Regions from separate parts of the Mus musculus genome. Here region 2 is linked to region 1. Evidence: chromatin loops called from intact Hi-C (ENCODE). Cell type or tissue: left cerebral cortex. All regions are shown on one strand. Links, peaks and the distances in the headings refer to the core of each region. The heading gives the core; the rest is flanking DNA.

Region 1 (2,916 bases), core at 241-2,740:
GCCACCAGAGCCCAGAGCCATCTGCACACAGGCCTCCCCTTCACCATGGCCCACACTGTCAAGCTAAGTCAGAGCAAGTCCTTCCTTGTTCAGGGTGCTTGTTCTGTGTTTGCCATCAATAAAAACAGTAACTAATACTTCTATTTCCCTGGCTACATTCACTTGGAGTTTTTCTTTCCAGGTTTTACAGATGTCCTATAACCACCTTCAAGCTTGAGTGCTCTCTGACATCGCCCATTCTTTGAGTCAGAGGTTTTCTGTAAAGTACTCTGATAACTATGCTACTGACAGTTTGCCACAAGCACTCAAGGATGCCATAGTAGCATAAAAACTGAGTATGTAAGTCAGCAGGGACTAGTGTTTCAGTTTAGCTTCATGCAAAGGTGGCCTGGGGGCAGGAGAGTCTGCTGAACTTGGTTTTCTGTATGTTCTCCTCTAGCTGTGTTTAGGGTTTTCTCCATCACTGCTTCTAAGTAACAAGATAGCGGTGGCCTTGGTGTGAGCTTAGTCTCAGGCCTCAGTTAATCCTTGGATCTTCCATTTCTCTCCACATGATTTCCTTTACATTTAAGTTTTTAGTTTGCAGCTTCCCTCTTTTCCATTCATTTTTTGGATCTAATCGGTTTTCACTTGTGAGTGGAAACATGTCTTCCTGACTTTGAATGATAATTTTGATCACTATGAATTTACTTTCCTCAATGTTTATTGGATTTTGTTCTATTAGCCACACAATAAATGAAGTAGAATCAGACTCTTTCAAAGTTTCCCTTCTACTGCTAAGCCTTCTCTTCCTTGACCAGGAACTAGTCATGGAAAGCAGGGAGAAGAGTAGAGGGCAGCAGGACCAGGCCCACTAGAAATGCTCCATGGGGCTTACCTCCAGCCTTTACTAATGTGTGCTCTGGGAAAGTCTATTTCCTTCTGTCACTGCTCCTCCAGTTTTGATTATCAACTAATTTTTAAGATGTGGAAAAATACTCATTCTGATGTTTATGGGCAGACACCCACTATGCAGCACACAGACAACACTTAGCATTGTACTAATTTCCTAGGGAAAAGCCCTAGGAAGAAGGATTAATACCCCCACCTTGGCCCCAAGCAGCTCTCAAGCAGCTTTCTTATTAAAACTGCATCCTCAAATGCAGATGCCCAGTGCTACATTAGTCTGGATTGAGGGAGGCCTGAACCTGGAGTACTTAAAAAAAAAAAAAACTTCCCAACTGATTTGTGGTTTTTTTGAGACAGGGACTCTCTTCATAGCCCTGGCTGTCCTGGAACTCCCAATGTAGACCACACTGGCCTTGACCTCAGAGATCCATCTGCCTTTGCCTCCTGAGGGCTGGGATTAAAGGTATGGGACTGTATACCCAGCTTCCAAGTGATTTTAACATTAGTGGAATGTGAAAACAACAAATGAAAGCCTATGTTTTCATACCCCAAATCAATGCAGAAGGGTGTGTTGCTGTGTAGTACACAAGGCAAAATATATCAAGAGGAAAAACAACTGCAGGCCATAACAGACATTGAGAGAGCTGGCAATACACTTGGCTGACTTCTTAGATTCTATTTTTAATGTTAAAGCCACACTGGTTATGTAACATCGGGGCTAAAGGTTTTACATAACTTCTGAATGCCTGAAACTTAGATTGTTGATTTTATAGAAATGTCAGTTCTCTTGTCTTTGAAAATTACTTCTGTAGGAATTTCTTCTTTGCCTGGGAAAGTTGCAGTTTAATAAGCATTTTTTTTAAAGCACCGTTTACTTTGAATCCTTTTGTAAAAAGAAATCCTCTATTCATTTTGAGGTCCATTCATTTCTAACAAAGGACTTGGTAAAATAATTAACTTTCATTTAGAGTGTTTTCTAATCCTGACTTATGACGTCCCTCAAGCTTTAGTAACTTCACACTTCTTGGGTGTTTTAAAACATAAATAACCTCACCTTTTGCACCTCAGGAATAGTTTCAGAAATCCAAACTCAACAGAAACACTGTTGATAGCAGTGAAATATATAAAGCAGATTAAGACCTGATTTTATTTGTCCCAGGCTGATTCTGAACTTCTATGTTGGTGACGATGACCTGAACTTCTTCCTGATCCTCTTGCTCCTACCTCCCAAGCACTGAGATTAAAGATGTGGACCATTAAAGACTGGTTTAAAGATGGGTGCTGGGAATAAAACCCAGGGATTTGTGCCTGCTAGACAAAGCACTCTGCAAGCTGAACTACAGACCTCAGGCCCTACAGAATAGCATTTTTGAGAAAAGACGCTACATACAAATCTTATTGCCTTTGAAACACTTCCTTAAAAGTGCTCTAGAGTATATAGACTATACTATGTAACGTATACATCTTAAAAGTGCGCTAGAATATACAGACTATACTATGTAATGTATACATCTTAAAAGTGCTCTAGAGTATATAGACAATACTATGTAACGTATACATCTTGAACAAAAGAAGTAGCGAAGTGGTGACTTCAGGTAACTGGACAAGTTGTACCATTTTTTTTTTTTTTAAAATGGTGCTGGGCACAGAAAGAGCATCCAATCCTCATGTATAGCAGGACAGCACTTAAGGGCTAGTATGTGAAAAGAAAATATTTCTGTAGATAACACCATCATAAAATGTGGGAAGCCACATGTACCGTTGCTGAGTGGCACTGACTACTGCTGGCCACCATGCATAAGATTGGACAAACAACCTATGTGTACATATGCAGTAAAGTTTTTTGCAAAGACACTGCCTGGCCCAGGCATGATAATGAGGTTCTGTAAGGTATTGAGAGTATAACCAATCAGATGTGAGACATGCAAATGATGCATGATAATGAGGTTCTGTAAGGTACTAAGAGAGTAACCAATCGGATGTGAGACATGCAAATGAGGTATGATAATGAGGCTCTGTGAGGTACTG
Region 2 (2,916 bases), core at 193-2,692, 53 kb before region 1:
TTCCCGGGAACTGGACCAGCTGTCAGTAGAAGAGGCCTGGCTTCTTTGGGCTTGGCAAATTTCTTTGGTCTTTCCAAAGAACCCTGCCTGGGTCTTGCCAGACATGATGTGGTTCCCGGTCTCTTCAGGCAGTTTCTGTTCATTAATCGGGGCATCTTGGAGCAAGAAATTCATCACATTGCGGGTATTTCCCCCAAAAGGTTCCAAGCTAAAAATATTCTGTGTCCCAATCTCTAAAACGTTATGTATTACTATGCAGCAGTCATGGTTTGTATATGTTTCTTAGTTGTATGTCACTTGAGATTAAAATGAAAAAAAAAAGCTCAAACATCAAACGTACTACAGAATTAACCTTTAGTTGTATGGTTAAAAGCACTTTCAAAACCCTTAAGTCTTGCTGGGCAGTGGTGGCACACGCCTTTAGTCCCAACACTTGGGAGGCAGAGGCAGTCGGATTTCTGAGTTCAAGGCCAGCCTGGTCTACAAAGTGAGTTCCAGGACATTCAGGGCTATACAGAGAAACCCTGTCTCGAAAAACAAAAAAACAAAACCGAAAACCAAGCCAAACCGAACCAAACCAAAACCATGAGTCTCAAGAAAAAGATAAAGGAGAATGGCTCTTGTGTGTGTTGATCACTTCTGTGCATGGTTCTCTGGGAAGGTAAAGAGTCTCCATACTATTTTATAGTGAATTCTTTAATTTTCTGCTAAATAGTTTTGCAAAGTATATAGCAAACTTTGTGAGGGGCATATCTCAGTCTGACCCTACTTCTCCACTGAAAGTTATGTCAATAATTAGGTCATCAAAACGGAGAGTACAGGGTGAGATGTAGCTTCAGTAGAGCATGTGCCGAGCTTGTGCAAAGCTCTGAGTTTAACGTCCTATTGGAGGTCAGCTGCATGGGGTGGTATACACCTGGCATTCCAGCCTCAGGAGGCAGAGAAGGAAGGATCAAAAGTTCAAGATCATTGCTAGTCATAAGGTTAAGTTCTAAGGCAGGCGGGGATACATAAGGCTATTTCAAAACAAACAGACGAAATAAATAGCACCACTAGAGACACCAGGGTGTGGGGGTGGGTGGGAGGGGAGTGGCTCTGAATGATATTGTCCCCTATTTCTTGGAACATCTGCAGGAAGGAAATGAAACTTGTTTTTGTTTCTGTGTGACTGAGAGATGAGCCTGAAGTCGCCTGTCTATTGAAAGAGTCCCTGGAGCTTTAGAATCCCCAGGAGGATGCTAGCAGGGCTCTGGGAATGGGGTCTCCACCAGCTGTTCTGGCCTTGGGTAGAAGTGTGGCATGCCTGGGAGCTTGTTGCCCTTCTCTTTGTAGGCAGTAGATGGAGCTGAGCATGAACTGAACCTTCGGAGACTGTGAGACAAACGCGCCTCTCCTCTCTTAAGGTGTTTACCTCGACTCGAGTATTTTGTCCCAGCGGTGGGACTAACACATGAGGTGCACTAACGCATGAAGTGGGACAGTTTGAGCGTGAGGCACAGAGGTAAAGGTTTCTGCACCATCATATATGTGCAGACTTCTCTGGCTGCGTCTTTCCAACCTACATCTAATATTTATAAAGAAACATGTATAACAACCGACCTTCACTATAGATATCCATATAGAAGGAAGACTGAAGGCTAACTAGAGAGAATGCCTGTGGTTGGAATTCAGGTTCTATCATTTACCAGGTCAGTAACCTTGAACAAGCTGCTTACTTGTAGCTTTCTCAACTTAATAGGGAACAAAATAGGAATAACAGTTTCTATTTTCTGAATCAGAACTAATGAAATCAGGGTTTACCGTTATTAGTGTTGTTGTTGTTATTGATGTGTGTGTGTGTGTGTGTGTGTGTGTACTCATATAGGTGCACATATATACACGTGTGTGAAGCCCAGTGGACCACCCTCGCAGTCATTCACCCTGGTTTCTTGAGAGAGGCTCTCTGATGGGCCTGGACCTTGCTGCCTTGGGTAGATTGGCTTGTTATAAGCCCTAGGAACCTACTCCTTTGGGGCTGAGATTACGTGTGTGGATCATTATGCCTACCCCTTTCTTTTCCTTCCTTCCTTCCTTCCTTCCTTCCTTCCTTCCTTCCTTCCTTCCTTCCTTCCTTCCTTCCTTCCTTCCTTCCTTCCTTCCTTCCTTCCTCCCTCCCTCCCTCCCTCCCTCCCTCCCTCCCTCCCTCCCTCCCTCCCTCCCTCCCTCCCTCCCTCCCTTCTTTCTTTCTTTCTTTCTTTCTTTCTTTCTTTCTTTCTTTCTTTCTTTCTTTCTTTCTTTCTTTCTTTCTCTAACATGTGTGTGTGTGTGCTTCGAGTAGACACAATACATGTGCATGAGTGTGCACACAACAGCATTCCTGGGCCCTGAAAGCTACTAGACACGAGGGTAAGAATACAGTGCAGCCTTCGGAAGGTAGCTGATCAAGTACAGGCAGCTTAGCTGGGCCCAGATACCTCACTGGTTACTTAAGGCTTTGAAAGGGAAGGTTCCCATCATCTGGGCTGCTCTTTGCTTTCCTGGGAGGGGAGTGTCTTACTCGGGGTAAGTGAGAGCGAGGAGCCCGAGCCCTGGCAGCAACTCCCTGTATGTCCTGAGGCAAGTTGCTTAACCTCTGAGACTTAAAATCTTCATCATCTATAAAAATAGACTAATACCTAGCTTTCAGAGACGTTGTAAGGCTCCAGGTTAACCTCAATTATCTGGCTTCATGGAAGAGAGCAGGAGATAATCCAGAAAGAAAGGGAAAAGCCACAACACAGTTTCTCTTTAGTCTTGAGTCTCTAATGATCCCTTTTTGTCTTACCAACGTTTCTTCTCGATTCTTTACTTAGGCTGGAATGAAAAGTTCCTTACATCCTGGGAAGGATGCCTATGTGTTGGGGGAATACGGGTAGGTGGCATAATTTTTGTCAAAGA

Evidence for each region. Peaks named below come from ENCODE experiments on the same cell type or tissue, not always from the same donor. Only the 100,000 strongest peaks of a DNase experiment are listed, where the experiment ranks them.
Region 2: a loop joins it to region 1, with 5 times the contacts of the local background. A loop is called at or near these places in 2 of 42 quality-filtered maps.

Annotation. Positions count from the first base shown.
Region 1 is chr8:80,975,908-80,978,823 of GRCm38, forward strand. All of the region lies in intron 2 of Gm31223 (predicted gene, 31223), which reads left to right. Among named protein-coding and RNA genes, the nearest start is that of Gm31223, 28 kb to the left of the region's middle. In left cerebral cortex, for the core only: no CTCF peak of the experiment used is centred there; a DNase peak (open chromatin) is centred at 1,506.
Region 2 is chr8:80,922,880-80,925,795 of GRCm38, forward strand. No RefSeq gene overlaps it. Among named protein-coding and RNA genes, the nearest start is that of Gm31223, 25 kb to the right of the region's middle. In left cerebral cortex, for the core only: a CTCF peak has its summit at 1,321 (motif pointing right); no DNase peak of the experiment used is centred there.